Regions from separate parts of the Homo sapiens genome. Here all the other regions are linked to region 3. Evidence: read pairs that join two places in POLR2A ChIA-PET (ENCODE). Cell type or tissue: GM12878. All regions are shown on one strand. Links, peaks and the distances in the headings refer to the core of each region. The heading gives the core; the rest is flanking DNA.

Region 1 (11,236 bases), core at 2,620-7,619, 890 kb after region 3:
AGCCGAGATCGTGCCACTGCACTCCAGCCTGGGTGACAGAGCGAGACACTGTCTCAAAAAAAAAAAAAAAAAAAAAAACACTCGTAAGAGTGTTTTTTACCAAGAGTGTTTTACAAGATCAACTGGATCTTGACTAAGATGTTAACTGTGAACAGGGATACCTGAAAGACACACTGACCTGTGAAGACCTGTATCTTCCCTGGATGACTTTTTTATAAGCAGACACACCTTCAAAAGCCATACTCAAATGGGAATCATCAAGGACCAATAACTAAGAAACAAATTATTTCTTAAATCCCTAACCTTCTGTCCAAAGCTAATTTTTATTTTTTTATTTTATTTTATTTTTTGAGACGGAGTCTTGCTCTGTCGCCCAGGCTGGAGTGCAGTGGCACAATCTCGGCTCACTGCAAGCTTCGCCTCCTGGGTTCAAGCGATTCTCCTGCCTCAGCCTCCCGGGCAGCTGGGACTACATGCACACGCCACCATGCCCAGTTAATTTTTTTATTTTTAGTAGAGACGGGGTTTCACCATATTGGCCAGGCTGGTCTCAAACTCCTAACCTCATGATCCACCCACCTTGGCCTCCCAAAGTGCTGGGATTACAGGCGTGAGCCACCGTGCCCGGCCAATCCAAAGCTAATTTTTAAAAGCCTCAAGCCACTCCAAAAGCAGGTAATATGACTTTCTTAAAAACTTAAGAAATTGACTTTTTATTAATGTACTAAGTCATTGAAAAAATTCTTTTCACTCTAGAAACATCATTTTAAAAATTACAACTCACCATATTAGAATAGCAGGCAATACGATTTATATATAGTTTTTCAATTATTTCTTTGGGGATTAAAATTTCTTCAGATTTTGCATAATCAGCTATATTCAAGGCTTCCGTGTACTGGCTTATCGAGTTGTTCCAATCATGTTCCCGATAAACGTCATTTCCTTCATTAAAAAGATTTCTCACGAGAGCACGCAAATATACCTAAAAAAAAGAAAGTTACCACTTGAAGCCTTTTATCAAACAAGATATGGTATAAGTAAATTTTAATTTTTATACCTAAAACTTCACAGGAAACAATGTGACAGAACAGCAGCATTGCTCTAAGAAATTGTGAGATGCAGCCCAAGTCACTGCTATCTCAGCTAGGGATTGAATCTTGCTTGCTTTTTCAAGGGGAAATTCAATTTCTCACTATTAAGAAAAATGCAGCAAAGTACCTTATAAATATTTGTTCACATCTCCAATTCTGTGCCCGCTAGAGAAACCAAGTGGAAGCCCCAAGTCAAAGAGAATGAATAGTTTAAGGCTTTTGAGCAGTATTTCCAAATTGCCTTCCAAAAAGGCCATGATGAAAAATGTTTCTAGTGGTTTACTTTATAGCACCCATACACACTAGGTAGTGTGTGTGTGTGTACACGTGTGTGGGTACCCGTGCACATATATGTAAAATCTACCAATTTCTAGGTGGAAAATGGTATCGTTTTGTGTTTATTTATTTTTTTTAATGGTATCCTCTTTGTATGTGCATGTCTTTACCAGTGAAGTTGAACTATTCCACATTTTTACGGACCCCTTGTATTTCTTTTTCTGTAAATTGCTCAGGTCATTTACTGATTTGGGGGGAGGGGGATGTTAAACTTTTTTCTTATCAAGTAAGTATACACATTCTTTTAGCATGTATAAAAGTTTGTCATTTTCCTTCATTATTTCTATCACGCTTTAGTTTAGTTCTTTTTTTTCTTTTCTTTTTTTTTTTTGAGACAGAGTCTTACTCTGGCACCCAGGCTGGAGTGCAGTGGCACGATCTCGGCTCTCTGCGACTTCACCTCCTGAGTTCAAGTGATTCTCGTGTCTTAGCCTCCCGAGTAGCTGGGATTACAGGCACCTGCCACCACACTCGGCTAATTTTTGTATTTTTAGTAGAGACAGGGTTTCGCCATGTTGCCCAGGCTGGTCTCAAACTCCTGGTCTCAAGTGATCCGCCTGCTTCAGCCTCCGAAAATGCTGGGATTACAGGTGTGAGCCACCACGCCTGGCCATAATTTAGTATTTTAAAAGCTCTTTTTCATCACAAGATCAGAAAAATATTCAACTTGTTTTGTCTCATTTTATGAATTCCTGTCTAAGCTGATTAAATTATTTTAGCTGATTAAATTATTTTAGAAGACTGGACGGATCAACTATTAACAAAACTCGTGACATGCCACTTAACATCTTTAGACCCCAGGTCCACGTGCAAAATGAAACAACTGTTACAGTTTATTTCTGGCTCTAATACTTTTTTATTCCAAATCTGTTTGTAGAGAGCTAAGGAACAAGAGAGAAGAAAAGGGGAGGAGGGAGAGAGGCAGCAAGAAAGTGACATTTAGAAGCCTCAAAACCCTCAGAGGAAAAAAAACACAGGTGAACCAATAGTTAGTAGAGACAAGAGTCTGCAGTCAAAGTCCCAATAAACTGGGCTTTCTCCCTGTTCCTAAACAGCAGATCACTAGTTCTTCCCTCTTGGTATCCAGTCCCCCTTAGCTGCTGTCAGAACATCTCCTAACAGAAAAAAATGTTCCACACACTCTTTCTCAATAAATTCTGTCCCACTTATTTTCAATGACATGAGAAGTAATTTTCAAGTGGCTCAAAAGATAAATTAATTCAAAACCACCCTAATAGAGGAAAGAAAATACAGGGCAACTGTGCAAGTATGCAAAAAAAGAAAAAGAAAAAGAAAAAAAAAGTCCTATATAGAAGGGGTTGGCAAACTTTTTCTGCAAATGCCCAGACAGTACATGTTTTAGGCTCCATGGGCCATATGGTCTCTGTCAAAACTACCATATGTTGCAAAAGCAGCCACAGATAATACATAAACAAATGAGTGTGGCTGTGTTCCAATAAAGCTTTATTTGCAAAAAAATAAAATAAAATAAAATAAAATAAAAGGACAGCAGGCCAGATTGGGCCCACAAGGCCATCATTTGCCAACCCCTGCTACAAATTACAGTTCACAAGCCACTTGCAGAGCTTTCAAGCAGACCTTCCCGGAGTCATTACCGCATATTGCTCCTGTGTTCCTGGATATGACAGCGGTGACCTAAGAAGAAGAAACAAATTAACTGTAATTATCAAGCTCCTTATCGGGACCTGTTCAGCCAGAAGTCATCTTAAATCTGTGGTTCCATTAGCTTGCCACTGGTTCAAGGCATATTTCAAAGACTTCCTCCTCCTTTACTACCATTATTCACAGATGACTACAGTTATGGGAAAAAAAATACATATACATATATATATATATATATATATACTATTCCTTAGTATTTTTTAAGTACAACACTTTACTTTCAAACCTACTTCTATTTTTTAAAAACCCTAATTCTTCAACTGCCAAAAAAGAGGTTAAAAATAGTACAGAGCCACTAACAATATTTGATCCAATTTACTGCAGTATAGAGAGAATGTCTCCTTCCCAGGAAGGAACAAAGAGGCCCTTCTGCCCGGACATGTCCATCCAAACCACAGCTGTCTCATCATTGACATGCTTCAAGAAGTCCAATTAAACACTGAGCTTCTGAACAGACACGTCTGATCACAGAAGCCCTCTGTGCCGCCAGATGTTCATTTTCAGTCACTTTCCACTCAGCAGCACTGTTCATAGAACAAATTCAAATTTCTCAGTCTAACGTTTTGGGGGAGACTAACAATTGTAGCCCTAAAAGCCAGCAAAAGTAACACTTGCTTCCGAATGCAAGAATGTTCAAATGGACAAAAGAAAAAAATATTGCTAGAATATGGAGTTTCTAACCCAAATTAACTGGACCTATTAAACATGACTAAAGAGTTCTTCCTCTCCACAAAACATACATCCACACCAAAGAATTAGGACGCGGCAAGAACACAAGAACTCTGAAGCTCTTACTGTATAAACTGCAGTCCTTCCTTAATGTTCTGCTGCCTTTTTCTTCTCTCCTCGGACACATTGGACATGTTATCCCACACATCCACTTTCTAAATGAGCAATCTGGAAAGAAACAAGGCAAAAAAGCACATAAGGTACCAGGGTCCCTGGACTCCAATGAAAACACCCACAAATCCAGACCTTGTCACACAATCAGCTGTGGACACATCCATTTCTGACTTGACTCCAGGGTCCTGGACGGCAGGGACCGTACAGGAGTCATCTTTGTGGCTCCCCTGTGGTCCGGCACACCATAAGCACACCGTTTTCATATTCTTTTTTTTTTTTTTTTTTTTTTTTGAGACGGAGTCTCGCTCCATTGCCCAGGCTGGAGTGCAGTGGCGCGATCTCGCGATCTCGGCTCACTGCAAACTTCACCTCCAGGGTTCAAGCAATTCTCCTGTCTCAGCCTCCTGAGTGGCTGGGACTCAGATGCCTGCGACCACGCCTGGCTAATTTTTGTATTTTTAGGAGAGACAGGGTTTCACCTTACTGGTCAAGCTGGTCTCGAACTCGTGACCTCAAGTGATCCACCTACCTCGGCCTCCCAAAGTGTGGGATTATAGGTGTGAGCCACAGCGCCTGGCCAGTTTTCACATTCTTTAAGGCTGAATGGCTATGCAGACTTTGTATACCCCTCCTGAGCAGTCTCCAGGAAAAAGTCATGTCTCCCCTTCCTTTCCTCTTCCCTCCTTTGGCTTCAGGTTTTGTTTTTCCCTGTCTACACGCACGCATAAGCTGTCCCTAGAACAGTTCCAGCCTTGTTTTGCTTCTGGAAGCTCTCCAGAAATAAAAAGGTTTCACATCCGCTTGCCTCCGAGGGAGTCTGACTTCCTTGTAAGCCAAGTTTAAACCTTATACATATTTTGTCCCACAAACTTCCAAAATGATTATTGTTGATACAACAGATAAAATAATGATATAAAGTTACTTCCATTGGAATTTTCTGGATATTAAAATGTTATCCTCAATATAACACTTGCAAATGTCAACACATATCATTCTTTTGGGCCCCACCTCCACTAATCAACGTTCACCGAGCAGTTCCCCAAGTTCAAGGAGAGCCACAGAGAAGAGATCTGAGATAAAACATCATCTCCCAGTGGCCCAAACTAGAGTTCCTCAGGCTTGGCATTCTGGGCTAGCTAATTCCTTGTCTTGTGATTGCAGGACATTGGCAGTATTTCTGCCTCTACCCACTATGCCTGTAGCCCCTCACCCCAACCCCACTCACAACCAAAAGTGTCTCCAGATATCGTTAAATGTCAGGGTGGGGAAAGCACAATCAGCCCCAGTTGAGAACAACTGAGACCTAAAGTTAAGACAACATCTTACACATAAACCACGTATTTGGACCCAGGTGACAGGAAGGGAAATTCCACTCATGTTTGAAGTACATTGCTGAAATTTTTTAGTTTCATTATTGCTTGGCATTTACAGTTTTATTTTTAAATCTCATTTTTTTCAAAGTATAAGGGTGAGATGGGGGTTGGAATGTCCCAAATGCTGATAACTGGTGCTAAACCCTTTCTTCTTTGAAACACCGTCAGTTCTCAATATTTTTGTCCTATAAAGTTGGTACTTTACTGAAGTGTTTACATGGGAAAGGATATGACATAGGGGACTTGCTTTAAAATACTCCAGTAACAACAAAAAAGGGGGGGGCTGTGAGGTGGGGAGGAAACAGCAGAATGCTGATAACCAGGGGAGGGTGAGAAGTGCAGGGGATTCTTCAGTACTATTCTCTGGACTTTGTATGTGTTTGAAACATTACAAAATAAGAAGTTTAAGAAGTCCATGACACTAGAGTAAAATGGCACTATTTCTGGAATGTGCTTTTAAAACAGTTTAGCCAAAAGGGGGGTAGCTGGGTGGAAATAAAACAAGAATGCCAAAAATATGGATAATGGTTCCAGCTGGATGAGGGGCATGGAAGCTCATTCCACCCTTCTAGCTACTTGGACATGTTGGCCCATGTCCTTAATAGAAATGCTTTTTTAAAAAAATTTATATATTTTTTTAATTTATAAATGTTTTCTAAAAATTTATATGTACAAAATAATTTAAGGAAGCACTATTTGTAAAAGAAAAAGATTTTTTAAATTAACTCAGGCCACTCATGGTAGCTCACACCTGTAATCCCAGCACTTTGGGAGGCAAAGGCAGGAAGATCACTTGAGCCTAGGAGTTCAAGACCAACCTGGGCAACACAGGGAGACCCCCTATCTCTACAAAAAATTTTAAAAGAGGCCGGGCGCAGTGGCTCGCGCCTGTAATCCAGCACTTTGAGAGGCCGAGGCGAGTGGATCACCCAAGGTCAGGAGTTCCAGAGCAGCCTGACCAATATGGAGAAACCCCACCTCTACTGAAAATACAAAATTAGCTGGGCATGGTGGTGCATGCCTGTAATCCCAGCTATTTGGGAGGCTGAGGCAGGAGAATCACTTGAACCTGGGAGGCGGAGGTTGCAGTGAGCCAAGATCACGTCATTGCACTCCAGCCTGGGCAACAAGAGTGACACTCCATCTCAAAAAAAAAAAAAAAAAAAATTGGCAGGGCATGGTGGCTCATGCCTGTAATCCCAGCACTTTGGGAGGCTGAGGTGGGCAGATCACCTGAGGTCAGGAGTTCCAGACCAGCCTGGCCAACATGGGGAAACCCCATCTCTACTAAAAATACAGAATTAGCCGGGCGTGGTGGCACATGCCTATAATCCCAGCTACTACGGAGGCTGGGGCAGGAGAATCGCTTCAACCCGGGAGGCGGAGGTTGCAGTGAGCCGAGATGGTGCCACTGCACTCCAGCCTGAGCAACAAGAGTGAAATTCCATCTCAAAATAAATAAATAAACAAAAATAACAAAGATTAGCCAGGCATGGTGGCATGCACCTGTAGTCCCAGCTACTCAGGAGGCTGAGTTGGGAGGACTGATAGAGCCTGTGAGGTCGAGGTTGCAGTGAGCTACAATCATGCCAGTGCACTCCAGCCTGGGTGACAGAGTGAGACCTTGCCTCGAAAAAATAAAAAAAAAAGCAACCGGGTGTGGTGGTGCGTACCAGTAGTCCCAGCTACTCAGATGATGGAGGCAGGAGGATGGCTTGAACCCATGAGGTCAGGGCTGTAGTGAGCTACGATTGTGCCACTGCACTCCCGCCTGGGCAAGAGAGTGAGACCCTGTCTCAAAAATAATATTTTTTTAAAAAAACTAACCCAGTGTCTATCAAAAAGGAAATGCCTGAAGAAATTATAGGAAAAAAAAAAAAGATGAGGCATTTAAGTATCCATATGACCCATTTTGTTTTGTTTTGTTTTTTGAGACAGAGTCTCACTTGTCACGCAGGCTGGAGTGCAGTGGCACGATCTCTGCTCACTGCAACCTCCGCCTCCCGGCATCACACCATTCTCCTGCCTCAGCCTCCCGAGTAGCTGGGACTACAGGCGCCCGCCACCACGCCCGGCTACTTTTTTGTATTTTTAGTAGAGATAGGGTTTCACCGCGTTAGCCAGGATGGTCTCGATCTCCTGACCTCATGATCTGCTCACCTAGGCCTCCCAAAGTGCTGGGATTACAGGCGTGAGCCACCGCGCCTGGCCGTTTTGTGTTTTTTTAAAGTGACGGGTAGGTATATATATTGACATATGCTTGTGTAAACATAAAATAGTCCCAGATGGAATCATGGGAGACTACAGCAGTAGTAGAAGACTGAGGCTGGAAAAGGGGTAGGACGAGGTCTTTTCAATCTATGTGTTCAAAACTTTTGTTTTATTTGGAGCCACGTAAATGAATTACCTCTGTACAAAAATTAAACAAATTTTTAAAGTTTATGTATCCTCTGAGCCCTTCCTTGGAAAGATGACTTAAGGGACCACCGGGCTTTTGTTTGTTTTAGCTAAAACAGGGCAATTTACTTAGAGTTCGAACTTTAGAGTTCAGAGGAACCCAGAGTAGTATGCAGGATGCCAGAGCAGTCAGGCCAGAGGGAGGGAACAAAAGAAAAGGATGTCTGAAACCAGGACGATGGCCACACAGTTCAGTGAATGATGTACCTTTCTCTCAGCCTCTATCTAGCCAAGGTAGGGAATTGGTTTGAGGTTGACTCAAAAAGTTAATCTGCTGGCTAAGAATGGACTCCTGGGTAGTGATATCTGCCAAGTTTATAGCCTTAAAGCTATTTTCCCCAGAAAGTGTTAGAGAACCTTGAACCTCAACCTTATACACAAAAGGCGTGTGGCAAAGAGCTGACACCACAAGTAAGTGATTGAAAGGAAACGGAAAATGGATACAGACGTTTTTAATGCACAAAATACACCCCTTTAGCTGTTTATAGATCTAGGATCACAATATCAGGCAATATTTGAATATAATATGACAGAGTATTTCATGTTCAGTAGTTTTTTAAGTTTCCCCAAAAACTTTTATTTTGAAAGTTCTCAAACACACAGTAAAGTTAAAAACAATTATAATACTGTATGCCCAAACCCACAATTAATATTTTGTGAGATCACATCTGCCCATCTTTATCTATCTGCTCATCCTTCTGTTCATTCATCAGTCCGTCTTACTGTTTTAATAAATTTCAAAGTCAGCTGCAGATACCTAAACATCTCAGCACACACACAATTAAGTAGAGATCAATATTTGTTTACAGTTTTGTTTTTTAAGGTAAAACACGCAAATCTTAATGTGAGTTTTGACAAACTCATGTGACCCAGAGCCCTATCAGGATATAGATCAGCACCTTGGGAGGCCAAGGCAGGAGGATCATTTGAGCCCAGGAGTATGAAACCAGCCTGGGCAAGATGGAGAGACCCCATCTCTACAAAAAATTAAGCCAGGTGTGGTGGTACGTGCCTGTAGTCCTAGCTACTCAGGAGGCTAAGGCAAGAGGACTGATTAAGCCCAGGAGTTGGAGGCTGCAGTGAGCTGCTGACCGCGCCACTACAACCCAACCTGGGCAACAGAACAAGATCTTGTCTCTTAAATAAAGAAAAGATATAGACCATTAACTGTCACTCTACAAAGTTCCTTCATGCCCCTTCCCCAAACCACTACTGTAATTTCTTTTTTCCTCACCATTGATTAGTTTTACCTGTGAAATAATCTCCCCCCAACACACACCCCTTTGTGTGTGTGTTTTTGTTTTGTTTTGTTTTTGACACAAGGTCTTACCCTGTCATCCAGGCTAGAGTACAGTGGTGTGATCACAGCTCATTGCAACCTTAAACTTCCGGTCTCAAGCGATCCTCCCTCATCAGCCTCCTGAGTAGCTGAGACTACAAGTGTGCCACCATGCTCAGCTAATTTTTTTAATTTCACAGGGATTAAAAGCACAGGGACTGGCCAGGCACAGTGGCTCACGTCTGTAATCCCAGCACTTTGGGAGGCCGAGGCGGGCAGATCACCTGAGGTCAGGAGTTCGAGACCAGCCTGGCCAACGTGGTGAAACCCCGTCTCTACTAAAAATACAAACATTAGCCGGGCATGGTGGCAGGTGCCTGTAATCCCAGCTACTCGGAAGGCTGAGGCAGGAGAATCGTTTGAACCCAGGAGGCAGAGGTTGCACTGAGCCAAGATCGCGTCATTGCACTCCAGCCTGGGGGACAAGAGCAAGACTTCGTTTCCAAAGAAAAAAAAAAAAGCACAGGGATTACAGGTGTGAGCCCCCTCGTCCAGCCCCATACTCCTTTTTTTAAAGAAAGAAAAAGACGTTTAAAAATATACTATCTTATTTTTGGATACTGTTAAAATCTAGCCTCAATTTTAAAGAAAGAAAGAATTTTACAAAGTTAACCCAACAGTCTCTTTTCTTACTCAGTCTCAGCAGCACTCCCTCCCAGGGGCCCCTCCCTTCAACTTCCACCTCACAGCCTGGGCTAGGTCTGTCCCCACCTCACAGGCCACTCTGTCTCCTGCAAGCTGAGGCTCCATCTCCACAGACCTCTCACCTTGAGAGCCCTGAGGACCCACTCTTGAGATCTCCCCGAGCCATACTCTCCCATAGAGGTCCTCCCTCCATCAGATGTCAAATGCCCTCATCTAGGGCCCCATGACAACTCTCACGTCCATCCCCAGGCAGACCCTCTGGCCTGTTTGACAGTTCCATTTGAATTTCTCACAGACATCCTAAACTGTTCATTTTAACATGACAGTGAAAAGGAATGTCTCCTTCCCATCCTATCACTTAGCCACCCATTTGCCCTTCCGCCCGTTTGCCCTCCTGGAGGGCCACCAACCACTGTTACCAGTCTCAGAAAAGTCCAGACAAATATATTGCTTTCTTTTTTTTCTTTCTTTTTTTTTTTTTTTGAGACGCAGTCTCCCTCTGTTGCCCAGGCTGGAGTGTAGTGGCGTGATCTCGGCTCAATACAACCTCCGCCTCCTGGGTTCAAGCGATTATCCTGCCTCAGCCGCCCCAGTATCTGGGGTTACAGGTACGCACCAGCACACCCAGCTAATTTTTGTATTTTTAGTAGAGATGGGGTTTCACCATGTTGGTCAGGCTGGTCTCGAACTCCTGACCTCGTGATCTGCCTGCCTCAGCCTCCCAAAGTGCTGGGATTACAGGCGTGAGCCACCACGCTCGGCCTCACAAAGATATTCTATAGAACGATTCTGTATCTTGATTGTGGGAGTGGTTACATGAATTTATGCATGGGATAAAACTGCATAATACTACACACACACACATACACACACAGGCACGCACAACCACACACACACAAGTGCTGCTTAAAACCCAGTGAGGCCCATAGTTTGGTTAACAGTATTATACTAATGTCAATTTCCTGGTTGTGACAGTGTGCTACAGTTATATGTCACCATTGAAGGAAGAGGGGGTGAAGGGTTCATGGGACTCCATGTACTACTTTTGAAACTTCCTGTGAGTCTATAATTATTTCAAAATAAAAAGGTAAAAGTATTCTGTGTATATGTTTGTTTGTTTTTATTTTTTTTTTGAGACAAACTCTCGCTCTGTCACCCAGGCTGGAGTGCAATGGCACAATCTCCAGCCTCCGCTTCCTGGGTTCAAGCAATTCTACTGCCTCAGCCTCCCAAGTAGCTGGGATTACAGGCGCACGTCACCAGGCCTGGCTAATTTTTGTATTTTTGTAGAGATGGGGTTTCACCATGTTGGCCAGGCTGGTCTTGAACTCCTGACCTCAGGTGATCGGCCTGCCTTGGCCTCCCAAAGTGCTGGAATAACAGGCATGAGCCACTGCGCCCGGCCGTGCATATGTTCTTTTTTATTCAAACTGGAGCTACCAGTGAGTTCTGTACCCCACTGTCTTTAT
Region 2 (11,236 bases), core at 3,767-8,766, 57 kb after region 3:
TAGAGTTAAGGAACACCTGAATAAAGAGATTCCGAGGTAGTTCAGATCTTCAACCATAAGGATGCTTTTTGTTTCTTTTTACTTTGTGAATCATGTTTAAAAGCAATAATACACATGGCTAAACATTCAAACAACCGTGAAGTACACAGAAAAGTGAGTCTCTCCCACCCACTGGTTCCCCTGCTCTTGGGTAACCGTTGCATGTCTTTCAGGAAAACATGATCTCGCCCAAAGAGCCTTCCAAAGCAGTTCAAGAAACCTTTAAATCTCAGGCCACACTGAGCTGAGTATTTTACATGCATCGCTTAATCGGAGGTATACAAGGCAGTGTAGTATGTATGTGCGTACTTTTTACAGATGAAAAATACGAGCCCAGGGATCCTACATTTCTGAGCCTGGGTGTGTTTCTTTGGAGGCCAGATCCTGTTCTTTTTTGCTCCATGACTTTGTCTTGCCCCACTCTATATGAATTACAGGACAAACCATTAACTCTCCACTCTTATCCATTTCTCCAACTGCTGAAGGTGAAACAAACCTTTACTCATTCATGCACTCTACCAATATTTGTTAAACACCTGCTATGTGCCAAACCTTGTGCTAGGCACTGGGGAGAACATTGGCCTCTGGCCCAGTTCTTTCTTGAGCAGAGTTAATGGGACACAGTGGACCTTTAATAAGGTTGATATGTAGAAGTGACTGAATGAATGAATGGATGGTAAACTTGAGAAGTCTTGCCCACACTGAACTTACCACTTCTAATCCAGGGTAGAAGTTAGATATATTCTGGCTCATGCAGAAAGTTGGGTGTTTCCTTTTTCATTTTAACGTGGTACTTTGGGAAATAGCATGGATTCTGGCTGAAGACCAGAGGAATCCTCTGGAAGTACAAAATGTTCAGTTTGGTGCATTGTTGCATCCAGCCTTTTCCAACACACACACACACACACACACACACACACACACACACACACACACACACACACACTTAATTGAAGTGGAAAAAGAAAAAGGCTGTCAGGACAAATAAGGTTGTTATCTAGTGCCGTTTTGGTTTATAAAGGGAATGAAAAATAAGGGTGCGTGCGTGGTTATGAACCCTGGTTTTGCCACTTGTTAACTGCATGATCTTGGGTAAGTCAACCTCTCAGTGACTCCGTTTCCCTGATGATAAAATAGGTTCGATAATAGTACCCAATTCATAGGATGGTTGTGAAAATTAAATACCTTAATATGTAAAGCCCTTAGGATAGTGGCTTTGCATAGTATACACCATCCAATACTATTCTTATTCTTATTATAAATCTAGTAATTGTTACTACAGTGGTGACTTTCCTTGACCCATCTACGCCGATTCCCTCTCCGGGACTGCGCCCAAAGCTTCCAATTCCCGCCCACCCGGAGGATTCTGCGGTCGCTCCTCCTCTCGCCCCGCCTTTTGTGGATGGCCGTAGGCCCGCGGTTGCACGATGCATGCCGGGCCTTGTAGTCCGTTCGCGGAGTCCTGCCGCCGAAGGCCACGCGGGTGAACTGCATTTCCCAGCGCCCCACGCGGCGGCGGCCGTAAAGCGCGGCGGTCGAACGGCCGGTTCCGGCTGAATGTCAGTGCTGGGCTGTGGGCCGGGGAGGAAGGCGGCTCGCGGTTCCTCCACCGCCTCCGCCGCCGCATCCTCCGCTTGTGCTACCGCCGCGGGCGCTGGGCCGCTCTGCTGGTCCGGCATGAGACCGTGAGACGAGAGACGGGTCGGGGCCGCCGACATGTTTGGCCGCTCGCGGAGCTGGGTGGGCGGGGGCCATGGCAAGACTTCCCGCAACATCCACTCCTTGGACCACCTCAAGTGAGTGTGGGGGGCGTAGCGGGAGGCCTCGGGGCTGGACAGGGGGACGGGGCGCCGAGCTCCGGGTCGGGGCTCTAGGAGGCGTGAGAGCGGCGGCGAAGGGCGCCCGGGGAAGCCCGTGTGGTGGTTAAGAGCGAGGGCTCGGGAGTCAGGGCGCCTGGGTTCGAACCCTGACCCCGTCGCTCTTGGCTGTGTGACCTTGGACAAGTCGCTTAATTTCTCAGAGTCTCCGTATCCCCACCTGTAAAGCGAGAGGATGCGATTTCAGTTTATGGACACAGACTTTGTTCTTGACGGTGTCCACCAAGTTTCCTGGCGGGGTACTTCTTAAACTGAACAGCTTAGAGGGTCAAAGGCCTGGGTCCTGGAGTCGGGCAGATCTGGGTCCGAATCTATCTGTGTGAATGTAGGCCTCAGGTTCCCCACTTGTAAAAAGAGTAGAGTGACAGCACCTGCTTCCTGCTATTGTGTTGAGAGTTGGTTGGATAAGAGAATGAACGTTAAGCTCAGAACACGTACAATTGCTCATTAAACGGCATTAATTATTATAAAAGAACAGATTATTTTCCGAGGGGAGTCTAAGCTGGGGGCATGCACGCTGAGACCCAGGATTTTGGGGCGATTGGGGAGGATGATGAAAAATAGAGACCTCTGAGGAGGGAATGACTCTACAGCTCTGGGGGAGGACAGGTGGCAGATAGGGTCTTGGGACCAGGAGTGCAGAAATTAAGAGGCTGGCTTTGCAGCCACACCTGCGTTCAAATCCTGAAACCACCATTTACTGGCTGTGTGACCTTGGGCAAATTACTTCACCTCTCTGAGCCTCCAGATTCCCATTTGCAAATGGGGATCGTGAACATTGTAATGGAAATGGAAGGTGACTGACCCAGTAGGTACATAGTAGGTGGCCAGTAGTGGTAGCTGTGTTTATTATCAGCTCAGCGAGGCCTTCCCAGACCACCCTACCTAACGTGCTCCCCCCATCCCAGTTCCTATCCATCACATCTTTCTCTTGCTTTCATTGAGTGCTTCTCCACTCTCTGCGATTATTCTTTATTTTTTATTTATACTTATTTTCTGTCTTCTGTTAAACTGGCACTTCACGAGGGCACAGACTGCTTGGTTTGTTCACAGTTGTATTCCCAGCATCTAGGACTGCTCTCTGCTTACTTAAAGAGTGGAAAAATGAATGATTGAATTGGGGAGAGATGAAGAGCATGCAGGCCAGGACCCAGGATTTGGGGGCAGGTGTGGAGGATGATGAAAAATAGAGATCTGTATGAAGGGAAAGGCTTTAGGGAGGGAAATGGCGGGGATGCTGAAGAGGGGAGTAGACAAATCTTCAGTGTCAAGAAATAGGCAGGTTTCCAGAAGGAGATCCTGAGACTACTAATGGGAAAGGAGGAAGATAGGGTTAGGGATATGGTGGGAAGTAGTGGAAGGGAGACGGGGCTGTGGAAAGGATTGGTGGGAGGGAATTAGATAGGGACTTCTCATGTGTCCCCGGGAGTGGGGTAGGGGTAGTGGCAGGGCCACAGTTCTCAGCTGTGACCTTTCTAGCATGGAGCAGCATTTAGTAAACGTTTGTGAGTCTTGAAGAGTGGGGAGCAGGAGGGTTCACTATGTGGTGAGGGGCACTTTTAGAGCAGGAGGTGGTGAGAGAAGACAAGGGGAGGAAAGAGGCCCAGGACAAGTCTGGGGTGGGTAGGGAGGTGGGGATCTTAGATGGGAGGGCAGCTGGCCGGGAAAGGGAGTGGTTGAAGGATTTCAGGAATTTATCGAGTGGGCGGAGGTGGCTGAGGAGGGGAGGGGAGTTATCCAGAGGAGGTTGGGCCTCCTGCCGGCATCCAGGTACCTCCAGGTTCTCACCTAACTCTGCTTAACTCTAGCCCTTTTAAATTACCTTAATTTATTAATTTATCGAATGCATTATTCTGTACCAGGTATTTGCTAAGGACTGCCTGTGTGTTAATTCCCTTAGTCCTCACAAGTCTGAGTTACAGGAACCATTATTGTTTCCATTTTACGGAAGTGGAAACTAAGGTTCAGGGGGCTTCAGTGACTTGCCCCCAGGTGTCAGCAGCTGAAGGGTACCAGAGGCAGGATTTGACTCCCGAGCTTGTGCTCATTATACTGTCTTTCTGAATAAAACTTCCCAATAAGTCTGTTTGAGAACACTTTTGACTTGGCTGAGTCTCATCGCCAATGGGGCATCTTTGCCAGCCAGCAGGGAATGGTAAACGGTCTCTGGTTCCTTTGCAGTATCCTGGGAACTGCCTGGGTTCATTGTTTAGATCACATGTCTATCGGATGCTTCTTTGGAAACCCAAGTTGCCTGCCCTGAATCAGGCAGATCAGCTTAATCCATATTACAGCCCCAAGAACCTGAGATTTGTGTATTGGTGGGGGGGTTAGAAGATCCCCCAGTGACTTGGAAAAGAGTTTTGTAAACAGCCAGTGCCCACCCTGGGGCTTGTGCCACTCTGCATTTGGCTCTGTTGGTAAACATCTTGGGTCTTGGGTACAGAACAGCTCGTTCCCTGAGGGAGTTTGCAGGCTGGTGGGGGAGACAGCTGTAGAGCCAGTGACTGTACAGTGTGATAAGTGCTGAGATCGCCATGGACCCAGGGTTCTGTGGGAACCCTTATTGGGAGCTTTCTGGAGGAGACAACACCAGCGCGGGTTCTCCAAGAATGAACAGAAGCCACCATTGGCGGGCAGCAGGGGCGGGAGGCGGAGCACTGTGACCAGGACCCTGCGGGTTTTGTGGCATGTCCAGGTGGGGGCTGATAGCTGTGGGAAACAAGGCTGGAAGTAGGAAGGGGCTTGGGATTTATCTGACACTTCGGGTGACCAACCGTCCTGGTTTGCCTGGGCTGAGGGGTTTCCCAGGATATGGGACTTTCAGTGCTAAAACTGGGAAAGTCCTGGACAAACTAGTATAAACTGGTCACCCTACCAGTGACAAGTGACAGTTCTTAATACACTCTTACCTTGACCTAGAGCAGTATGGATGGAGAGGGAAAGTTTAAGATAGTTAAAAGAATTATTTATTTATTATTATTATTTTTTAAATACACAAGGCATCTGGAAACCCTCTTCTTTTTTTTTTTGAGATAAGAGTCTTGCTCTGTTGCCCAGGCTGGAGTGCAGTGGCACGATCTTGGCTCACTGCAAGCTCCGCCTCCCGGGTTCACGCCATTCTCCTGCCTCAGCCTCCAGAGTAGCTGGGACTACAGGCGCCCGCCACCACGCCCAGCTAATTTTTTGTATTTTTAGTAGAGACGGGGTTTCACCGTGTTAGCCAGGATGGTCTCGATCTCCTGACCTTGTGATCTGCCCTCCTTGACCTCCCAAAGTGCTGGGATTACAGGCATGAGCCACTGCACCCGGCCTAGACTTTACTTTTTTAGAACAGTTTGAGATTTACAGAAAGGTTGAGAAGATAGCACAGAGAGCTGGAAACTGTTTTTAGCTTCATTATTCTTTGTAACACTCCCAGCTTGCAAACTGGAAAGGAATTTTCCTGTTAGGGTTTTACTTTTGCTAAATGGTAGAAAACTTCATACCTGTGGTCTCTGTCTGCTGAACTGAGTTAGTGATTTAGCTCAGGCAGATTGAAGTAGTCAAGAGGTTATTTGCTACACACCATGGGTGGTTTATTGTCCAGATTAGTGGCAAGGCTGTGACATTGACTGACAAATGTCCACCACCAAGCGGAAGCCTGAGTGATGGAATCGTTTGATTGCTACTGAAACATCATCTTTACCAGGGACTGCAAGTCTGCGGCTGGTAGAAATTGGTCGTTTTTGTATTGTGGCCTTCATTCTGGTCCACTTTGTGTGGGGGTCAAGATTTTTGGTTCCAGTGACAGAAACCCAGCTAGAATTGCCTTAAGCCTCAAATGGATTGAATAGCTCATGTCACTGAATGGTCTGTCCCCGCTAAACCATGGCTGAATCCAGGTGTTTGGAGCCGTCAGAAATCGGCCTTTTTCCACCTTTCAGCTCTACCTTTTTCCTGTTGGTGTCATTTTCAGGCAGGCTGCAGGCTTACATCATATCAGCTTAGCATTCCTGAGGAAAAAGAGAGCTTCTTTTCTCAATATTGCCAGCAGAAGTCCAGAATTGAGATTGAGTATCCCTGGACCAGCAAGGTCTCATGCCACCCCTGAACTGTCACTCTGGCCAAAGGTATAGGGGGATCTGATTGGCCATTCCTCACTCATATTCCCTTCCCTGGAGCAAGAGTGGGATTAGCTCCACTCAAGCTAGTGGAAAAGAATGAGAGAAAAGAGTGGTTCCCCATGGGAGAATCAGGGGTTATTGCCCAAAGAAGGCGGAGAATGGATCCATGGCAGGTAGACAGACGCACACCTACTCTTGGTGCTTTCAAGTTTTGGCTAAGGTGGCACTGACAGTGTTAGAGCTTGGGGTACAATATTGCCATGTTGATTTTCTTAAAATATCGTCTTCACCATGCCACATATTATGGGTCCTAGGCTCCCACTATGTCACGTCTAAGTTCTTCCAGGCCTTCCCACCATCTAGTTTGGGAGCACAGGGAGTTAGGAACATCCTTGTTAGGCAGACGCTGTTTAAATGGAGACCAACGGGGTGAGTCGTTGTTACCAGGCAGCGGGGTGTCAGGTGGAAGGAAGGATGTTTCAGGCAGAGGAAAAGGCATTTGAGAAAGCCTAGTGGGGCAAGGGGAGCAGTGCACATTGGCAGAACTCACGTGGTTCAGCAGGGGAGTGTTCACTGGGTGAAGAGGAAGTGAGGACCCAAGCTCAGAGCCATGCTTGGCAGTCTCCAGAGGCCAGGTCCCCTGGGGCCCTGTAAATCACTTTAAGGAATTCAGACTATGAGTGAGAACAGTAGGGAGCCACTGAAGGTTTTTTAACTACAGAAAGGCTGTGGTCTGGCTGAAGCTGGCAGAATGGATTGGATGAGGGGCAGACTGGAGGTGGGCCTCCACATGTGTTGGTGGGGCGGGGAGCAGGGGCTCTGCTGCCGTCCCCTGGTGAGTTACGGTAGCAGCTGCTGTCATCCAGGTGTATCTCCTGTTGGTGGTCCACTCACACACATACCTCGCCTGCCCACTTGAGGTCCCCTGCTCTTTTCCTCCTGCCCATCCAAATCCCTAGCTCTATCCCGAAAATGCCAGTTCTTCCCTAAAAATTGCCCTGGTGACTTCAGCCAACAAGAGTTTTGCTGTCTTCTCTAACTTCTTCTGTGCCTGTTCACACTGTCCCACACAGTTAACACATTATTATATACTTCTCATCGCCAAAGAGTGGGTCGGCTGTTAGCTCCTGTGCGTTCTTAAAGTTTCATCTCGGCCTTGAGTTAGACCCTCAGGAAGCTGGCCGGGGTTCCTGTCCTTTGGCTATCAGACATTGTCTTCCTTTGTTACATATCTTTTTTGTTGTTTTCTCCCAATTTGAACATAAGAATCATGAAAGCCTGTATGGCTTGTTCAGCTGGGTACTGGTATGCCAGCACAGGACGTGGCAGATAGTAAGCAATCAACAAATATTTGTCACAGGATGAACGAGAGGCAGACCTCTGTTTTCAGAAAAGGCCAGTCTTTTCCCAACAACTGCTTGTTCTCCCCAGTTTAGTCACAGCACCTGTGCCACAGCCATGACTTTCTCTAGGGCTAAAGCCCTAAAGAAAGCTAGGGTATAGCCCTGCCTATACCCTACACATCCCCGGCCCAGCCTCACTTGCCGGCCCTGTTTGACATCTTTGGGGGATGATTCACCAGGGGAAGCACAGCCTGTGAACACCTTCTCTAATCCTCTAGCCTGATTCCACCCTCCGTGAAGCTTCTCCTTGTCCTGCTGGCCAGAAGGCTGAACACTGACCAGATGGTGGTTTTCAGGGCACAGAGTGGGACACACTGGGGAACGTCTGCAGGGCCTCTGCCCGAGTGCTGAACAGGCCAGACAGATACAGGCTCTGTGTCTCCCATCCCTCTACCACACCTGAGACATTGTTATTTGGAGCTGTGTGGACATTGGGGGGTAAATTTCTAACCCCCAGACCTCCTATCATTCTGCTTATCCTTTCTCATGCCCCACCTTGCAAATGTACATTTCAAAATCTTGAAGGAGGAGCATCCTAATAAGCTCATTATGGTGCAAGGCATAGCACGTGCAGAAAATGCTGTCACTGAAATGAACTTGGACCTAGTATTCCTGTCTCTGAAATGGACTGAATTGCTAATTTTTGAAGGATATGGGGCATTATTAACTGTAGTGGTTTAACCTGTGAAATTAGTGACTCTTGAGAAAGCAGAGGCTATTGAGGCCAGATTTGTTTACGTCTGTCATCCTTGGTGATGCACCTCGAGTGTGTTGGTTACAGTTTCTCTTCTCCAGGCATTTCAAACTCTGAAGCTCATCTGTCGGTGGAGAGTTAGCTAACAGGCAAAGCTCGGATATTGAGACTGCATCTGCAGAGCTCCTGCTGGGGATATGAGAATACTGGCTCTTTTCCAGACAAATGGGAGTTAGAGCCTTTTATAAGGACTTTCCATAAGATCTGATAGTATTTTCATGCCTTTTTGGTTTATCTATTTGGTGTTTTTTTAATTTATTTTTTGTGTGTTAGGCATTCATAACCTCATGTAAATTCTTGGCCAATAAAATTGTTGCTTACTTCATTGTTTGCATTTCTGTAGTCCTAGAAGGGTTGTAATCATGGGGTCTGGAGTTCAGTCTGCCTGGTTGTAACCTAGGCACCTCCTGTGCTGCACCAGGGCCCTGGGCAGATGCCTCAGCTCCCAGAGCATCATCCCCAAAGGGTCGATTGTTTCTGGGATTAAACGAAGCACTCAGACAGAGACTGGCAGTAATAGGAAGCTTCATCTGTTTTACTGAGGTACATACATAGTTTGAGAAAACACGTTGTCATTCTAACAGTGGTTATCATTGTAAGAGAAACATTTTAATTTGCTGCCGTTAAGTAGCAAGGTAATTATTCTGTCCTTTGAAACTTTTCTGAGATAAAGACACAGCTTTCCATACAAAGATGGTCATAGCAACATTGTTATCACTCACACAATTAGGAATCTTAATGCCCTTCAAAAGAGTTGCTACTGTGCTTGTCCTTTCAGTGTCATACTGTGTAGCCATTACAGATATTTGCAAACAGTTGTCAATAACCAAAAAAAGTGCTTTTGTTTTAGCTGAGGTGGGAAATAAGATTGGCACTGAAATGGATAATGCAACATGACCTCAACTATGTAAATATCCATAGCAAAGAAAAAGACCCGAGGAAATAGATTGCAACTCCAGCAGCAGTCATCTCTAGGCACCACGGTTGCCGTTTCTCTTTCATTGTTGTCAAAGTTTCCTACTTCTCTAAAGTGAATGTTACATTTATAATCAGAAGGTTTTATTAAAATGGGCCGGGTGAGTTGGCTCACACCTGTAATCCCAGCACTTTGGGAAGCCGAGGCAGGCAGATCAGTTGAGGTCTGGAGTTCAAGACCAGCCTGGCCAACATGGCTAAACCCCATCTCTACTAAAAGTACAAAAATTAGCTGGGCATGGTGGCCTGCGCCTATAAACTCAGCTACCTGGGAATCTGAGGTAGGAGAATCGCCTGAACCTAAGAGGCGGAGGCCGCAGTGAGCCAAGATCACGCCACTGCACTCCAGCCTGATGACAGAGCAAGACTCCATCTCAGAAAATGACAACAACAACAAAAAGTTATTAAAATGTTTATATCTCTGAGGTGGTTGAATTACCTAATCTTCCAAAGCCCTGGAATTAGATACACCATTAAAACATTAAATCTTAATCCATTCAGCCTTTCCCCCCATTACATTCAAGCAAATGTATATTGAGCATCTCTTCCTAAAACACTGTGTAAAACGGTGTGCCAGGGCATTGTGGGACAGAAAGACGAGCAAGGTGAAGGTGTAACCCTCATTGAGCTTTGGAGCTTGCAGTCTACTGAGTATTTCTGTATACCAGCAAAAGACATTTAGAAAATGAATATTTGAAACAATATCATTTACAATAGCATAAAAAAATGTCGACTACCTAGCAGCAACTCTAACAATAGATCTGCAAGATTCCTGTCAAGTGAGCATGGAAACAAATGCTGTAAATATCAGAATGTTACACTATTGTAAATATGTCAGTTCTCTCCAAATTTAGCCATAGATGTAGGGCAAGTCTAAGAAAATTTTAGCACGTATTTTTGTGGAAATGAAGAAGGTGATTTTTGAATGTATATGGAGATTAAAAGGGCCAAGAATAGGCAATATTGAAAAACAGAAGGAAAGAAGTTGGAAGACTTAATTACTATATGGCAAGATTTACTGTAAAACTGCAGTAATCAGACAGTATGGTCTTGATACAAGGATAGACAAATAGATCAATGAAACTGGAGTATCCAGAATGAGACCCACATGGGTAGTCACCTGATTAATGACAATGGTGGCGCTGGAGTGCAGTAGAGAAGTGAGGGCCTTTTCTGTAAATGGTGCTGGGTCAAGTAGATTTCCATATAGAAAAACTTAATTTTGGCCAGTACCTCATATCCTACACAGAAATCAGTTCCAGATGTACTCAAAGTCAGAATGCGAAGAGTAAAACAGTAACTTTGTTAGAAGTAAAAAGCATTTCCTTATAACCTTGGGGTAGGTAAGAACCTCTTAAGCTTGATACAAGAAACACCATCCAAGGGAAAGATTAATAAATTGAACTACATTAAAATTAAGAACCTCTACTCATCTAAAGACCCAGTATAAAGGGAACGAAAAGGTAAGCCACCATCAGAGAAAGTATTTGCAATATTTATCTCCAGTAAAGGGTTTGTGGTCAGAGTATATAAAGAAAAGCAAGAAAAAGCCACACAGCCTAATTTTAAAAATGGGCAGGCTAGGCGCGGTGGCTCACGCCTGTAATCCAAACACTTTGGGAGGCTGAGGTACGTGGATCACGAGGTCAGGAGATCGAGACCATCCTGGCTAATACAGTGAAACCCCATGTCTACTAAAAATACAAAACAATTAGCCGAGCGTGCTGGCGGGCGCCTGTAGTCCCAGCTATTCGGAAGGCTGAGGCAGGGAAATGGCGTGAACCCAGGAGGCAGAGCTTGCAGTGAGTGGAGATCGCACCACTGCACTCCAGCCTGGGCGACAGAGCAAGACTCCGTCTCAAAAAAAAAAAAATGGGCAAAAGACTTGCACAGGCACCTCACAAAAGAAGATATTCAAACAGTCCATAAACATATATGAACAGGCACCCGGTTTCACTACTGGAAGAAAGCCCCCACGCAATATCACTGCATACCCAGCAGATGGCGCCACCGACCAGGGCAAAGAACACCAAGTATTGAGAGGCCAAGAAACAAATGGAGTTCTCAGACCTTTCTTCCTGG
Region 3 (5,000 bases), core at 1-5,000:
GCATCTATAGACATAGGAAACTTGGCTCTGGGGATAGAGGAAGGTCCCATGCCAAGATTCAAGTAGATCTTGGTGTGACTGGGAGGCAGCTGTGGCGTTGTGGGGAAACCTAGAGTCTTGGGCCTGAATTTCAGCTTTGACACCCTCTAATGTAATGGGCTTCCTTTGACTGTAGGCTTCCCACATAGCTGGCACCCCACACAGAACTCCCTTGGCCTTCTGATGATCCTGCAGGACAATCTTTTTTGTTTTTTGTTTTTTGTTTTTTTTTTGAGATGGTATCTCACTTTGTCGCCCAGGCTGGAGTGCAGTGGCGCAGTCTTGGTTCACTGCAGCCTCTGCCTCCCAGGTTCAAGCGATTCTCCTGCCTCAGCCTCCCAAGTAGCTGGGATTACAGAAGCACGCCACCATGCCTGGCTAATTTTGTATTTTTAGTAGAGACGGGATTTCACCATGTTGCCCGGGCTGGTCTCAAACTCCTGACCTCAAGTGATCTGCCTGCCTCGGCCTCCCACAGTGGTGGGCTGCAAGGCAATCTTCATTCTCCAGAACTAATATTGGGAAAACTGATGTTCAGAGAGGTCAAGTGACTTGGCTAAGGCATCACAGCCAGAATTCAGATGCAAGCTCCTAAACCACATGACCTTGGACAAGCCATTTCACTGAGGCGTGTGAACCTCCTCTAAGCTCAAATGGGCATAACACTCTACCCTGCCTTTTCCCCAGAGCTTTTTGGGAACTCAGATGGTGTGGAGGATGGAGGCAGAAGTCCACTGTGAGCTGCAAATCCTTGATCACCCAAGAGGAAGTGCTTAAGGTGCAGGCTTCAGTCTTAGGGAAGCAGGAAGTGGGGCGCTGAAATGTGTATTGGGGGCTTCTGGGAGGGGGTTTCTTCTTGTCCAGGTTGAGCCAATGACGCAGATCTTAGGCCCTCTGGTGACTTTTTGCCCAGGCAACTTCTCAGTGGTGGTGATGGGGAGCGTGGCCAGACCATCCAAGCTGCCCTGCTGGCTGTGGGGGCCTTTTTTTTTTTTCTGAGACACAGTCTGGCTCTATCACCCAGGCTGGAGTGCAGTGGTGCAATCTCAGTTCACTGCAGCCTTGACACCTCCCCAGGCTCAAGCTATCCTCCCACCTCAGCCTCCTGAGTAGCTGGTTCTACAGATGCACATCACCACGCCCAGCTAAGTTTTGTGTTATTTGTAGAGATAGGGCTTCACCATGTTGCCCAGGCTGGTCTCAAACTCCTGGACTGAGGTGATACTCCTGCCTTGGACTCCCAAAGTGCTGGAATTTCTACAGATGTGAGCCACCATGCCCGGCCTATGGGGCCCTTCTTGTTCCTATGAAGTCTGCAGGGTCCCCTTATGCAAAAGAACAGAAAGCTCGGCTTCACAAAGTTTGACCTCGGAAGAAATGGAAGGGAAAGGGTCCCTTTGTCACTCTCACAAACGTAAGAAGCAAACTAATAATGATGGCCATCACACATATTATACTCACCATGTAGAAGCTGTGCTGCCTTAAACTTCTGTTCATTCAGCACTTACTGATTGCCAGTCCCATTGCTAAGGGCTCCGCGTGACTTAACTCCCCTAATCCTTGTGAGTTGCCAATTATTATTCGCATTTTATAGATATGGAAACTGAGGCTCCAAGTGGTTTAAAAAATGAACTTGCCCAGGTTACAGTGTGTTGGTAGGTAGGGGTAGTCTCAAAGTTGGTAAATTTTACGCCAAAGCTCACGATACTTGCCTTCTTTCCCTTCTCAATTTATTTCTCTGACTGTGTGCTTAACCACACAGCAGTGTCATCCAGAGTTTGAAGCAGAGCTCATCAATAAGTGGGGGTGGGCTAAATGTCTCCAGGCTCCTCCCTGCGGTCCCTCCCACCATCCCCCATCTGTGATACCACCTGTGTCTCTATGCTTGAGCCCAGACAGGACAAGGGTGATCATTTCATTGGGAACATTTTGACTGGGGGGAAAGAGCACCAGCCTGGGAGTCTTGGCAGGGGGAGTGGGGGAGAAGGGGCAGGGGCAGCCACCGACAGGCTATGAGGTCTTGTGCAAGTCACGTCCTTCCCGGGGTCTCAGTCTTGTCATCTGCAGAGTGAAGGAAAGAGGTCAAGCTTGAAGGTCCCTGGCAGACCCAATGCCCTGTGAGAAAACTGAGTTTGGGTAACTTATTATTTTATAGATATGGAATTATCTTATAGAAATGTTATAGATATGGAATCATTTTATAGATATGGCCCAAAGTCCAAAGTCACACAACTCATTCACGGAGTTGCTAGGATCAGTCTGGAGCTCTTGTCACGAGATCACACTGCCTCAAAGAGGAGGCAGATTGCTGCAATGTAGGTTCTTAATAAAGAGCATGGGTGGAATGGGAGGCGGGCATCAGGCAGGAGCTGGGGCAAAGGTGTCTTTTCTCACTGCTCTGAGAGAACAGATTTTGTGCCTGTGTCCCTGACCAAGGGGCTGGGAGAGGTGGAGCATCTCACCCCCAACCATCTCCCAGCTTTGGCCCTGCTCCAGGAAAAGGGCGGTGGCCCCATCTTTCAGTTCTGCTTCCTCTAGTCATGGTTGGCTGGGATCTCGCTGCAAGCCGGTTATGTTTGGGTTCCTGCAGCCCCCGCTCAACCGTCATGAACAAGTGGGCCCAGCCAGTGCCCCAGCTTGGACTGGAAAGATCATTCTCTGTGACATCCGGGGGTCTGTGCTGAGCCTCTCCCCAGGCAGTGAAAGCTGTGGATGCGTGAAAGAAAATGGGTCTCTGGGCCGGGTGTGGTGGCTCACACCTGTAATCCCAGCACTTTGGGAGGCCAAGGCGGGTGGATCACCTGAGGTCGGGAGTTCGAAACCAGCCTGACCAACATGGTGAAACCCCATCTTTACTAAAAATAAAAAAATTAGCCAGGCATGGTGGCGGGTGCCTGTAATGCCAGCTACTTGGGAGGTTGAAGCAGGAGAATTGCTTGAATCCGGGAGGCAGAGGTTGCAGTGAGCCAAGATTGCACCACTGCACTCCAGCCTGGGCGACAGAGTGAGACTCTGTCTCAAAAAAAAAAAGAAAAAGAAAATGAGTCTCAGGAATGGGGTGGCAAGTTGAGTGTGTGTTTTCTCATGAGCTTACTCTTCAATGTATTCTCTTCTGGGCCCAGAACAGGGCAGTAGGAGCCTCCCTCTGGTCTTCCAGCTTCAGGGCCAGCTCTCCTCTTACCTCCTCCAGGAAGCTCCCTCTGTTTCTTTCCAGCCTTCATCTGCATGTCATGTGTGGTGGGTTGAAAGGTGGCCCCCCAAAAGATATGTCCATGTCAAATCCCTGGAACCTGTCAGTGTGACTTTATTTGGGAAAAGGGTCTTTGCAGATAGAATTAAGTTAAGGGGCTGGGTGCAGTGGCTCATGCCTGTAATCCCAGCACTTTGGGAAGCTGAGATTGGAGGATCACCTGAGGTCAGGAGTTCAAGACCAGCGTGGCCAACATGGCAAAACCCCATTTCTACTAAAAATACAAAAATTAGCTGGTCATGGTGGTGAGCACCTGTAATCCCAGCTACTCAGGAGACTGGGGCAGGAGAATCGCTTGAACTGGGAGGTGGAGGTTGCAGTGAGCCGATACAGCGCCACTGCATTCCAGCCTGGGCAACAGAGCAAGCCTCTGTCTCAAAAGAAGGCAAAAAAAGAATTAAAGATCTTGAAATGACATCATCCTGGATTATCTAGGTGGGTCCTAAATCCAATGACAAGTGTCTTTATAAGAGAAAGAGACTTGCTACATGAGGAGTAGGTGATGTGGCCACTAAAGCTGAGTTTAGAGTGATGCAGCCACAAGACCACAAGTCAAGGATCACCAGTAGTTCCCAGCAGCTAGAGGAGGCAAGGAAGCATTCTCCCCTCGAGCCTCCAGAGGCAGCGTGGCCCTGCTGACACCTTGGCTTCAACTTCTGGCCTCCAGAACCATGAGAGAATAAAGTGCTGTTGTTCTGAGCTACCTGGATGCTGGTACCTTGTTTCAGCAGCCCTGGGAAATGAATATACCATGGAAACATGGACCTGAACCACGGATCCTGGCAGGAGCCTTAGAGCCACACAGATGAGCCTTCAGCTTGGCTTTCCCCAGCAAGAGCTACATGATCTTGAGGAAGCTGCTTGTCTTCTCTGGGTCTCAAGTTCTTCATCTGCCAATGGAGACAATAATGCTTACTTCCTAGGTTTTAACAGCTTTATTGAGATGTAATTCACATATACAATTTGCCCACTTAAAAAGTACAGTTCATGCCTGTAATCCCAACACTTTGGGAGGCCGAGGAGACAGGCGGATCACTTGAGGTCAGGAGTTTGAGAACAGCCTGGCCAAAATGGTGAAACACTGTCTCTACTAAAAATGCAAAAATTAGCCGGGTGTGGTGGTGGGTGCCTGTAATCCCAGCTGCTCAGGAGGCTGAGGCAGAAGAATGGCTTGAACCTGGGAGGCAGACGTTGCAGTGAGCCAAGATTGCACCCCTGCACTCCAGCCTGGGTGACAGAGACTCCGTCTTAAAAAAAAAAAAAAAAAAAAAAAAAAAAAAGTAGAGTTCAGTGTTCTTTTGGGAATACTCAGAGAGTTGTGTGACCATCTCCCATCCCCACAGTCAATTTTAGCACATTTCATCACCCCCTAAAGAAACTCCAGACCCATCAGCAGTTGTTCCCCATTTCCTTCCAAAATCCCTCTCTGCCAAGCCCTAGGCAACCACTAATATGCTTTCTTTCTTAAAAAAAAATTAATAGAGATAGGCTTTTGCTATGTTGCCCAGGCTGGTCTTGAACACCTGGGCTCAAGCGATTCTCCTGTCTCAGCCTCCCAAAGTGCTGGGATTTCAGGCATGAGCCACCACGCCCCACCCCTCCTACTTTATGTCTCCATGGATTTGCCTGTTTTGGTCATTTCAAATAAATAGAATCATACAATATGTGACCCTTTGTGTCCGGCTTCTTCACTTAGCATTTTTTTTAAGGT

Evidence for each region. Peaks named below come from ENCODE experiments on the same cell type or tissue, not always from the same donor. Only the 100,000 strongest peaks of a DNase experiment are listed, where the experiment ranks them.
Region 1: POLR2A ChIA-PET joins it to region 3 with 7 read pairs; 1 of 35 experiments calls an interaction of 5 or more read pairs at or near these places.
Region 2: POLR2A ChIA-PET joins it to region 3 with 5 read pairs; 5 of 35 experiments call an interaction of 5 or more read pairs at or near these places.

Annotation. Positions count from the first base shown.
Region 1 is chr16:11,778,382-11,789,617 of GRCh38, forward strand. ZC3H7A (zinc finger CCCH-type containing 7A) reads right to left here. Exons shown (of 23, transcript NM_014153.4): 2 at 3,906-4,007; 3 at 3,044-3,083; 4 at 785-982. The coding sequence starts at 3,973. Among named protein-coding and RNA genes, the nearest start is that of ZC3H7A, 13 kb to the right of the region's middle. RefSeq lists enhancers at 5,297-5,356, 9,803-10,062. In GM12878, for the core only: no CTCF peak of the experiment used is centred there; DNase peaks (open chromatin) are centred at 3,630, 4,496, 4,740 and 5,370; H3K4me3 peaks cover 3,412 bases; H3K27ac peaks cover 4,555 bases.
Region 2 is chr16:10,942,963-10,954,198 of GRCh38, forward strand. CLEC16A (C-type lectin domain containing 16A) reads left to right here and starts at 1,602. Exons shown (of 24, transcript NM_015226.3): 1 at 1,602-1,835. The coding sequence starts at 1,756. It also overlaps a transcript of CIITA not described here. RefSeq lists enhancers at 1,215-1,394, 1,615-1,674, 6,602-6,751, 11,016-11,085. In GM12878, for the core only: CTCF peaks have their summits at 6,521 and 6,862; a DNase peak (open chromatin) is centred at 6,579; H3K4me3 peaks cover 2,994 bases; H3K27ac peaks cover 2,514 bases.
Region 3 is chr16:10,889,266-10,894,265 of GRCh38, forward strand. All of the region lies in intron 1 of CIITA (class II major histocompatibility complex transactivator), which reads left to right. Among named protein-coding and RNA genes, the nearest start is that of CIITA, 15 kb to the left of the region's middle. In GM12878, for the core only: no CTCF peak of the experiment used is centred there; a DNase peak (open chromatin) is centred at 2,589; H3K4me3 peaks cover 349 bases; H3K27ac peaks cover 3,312 bases.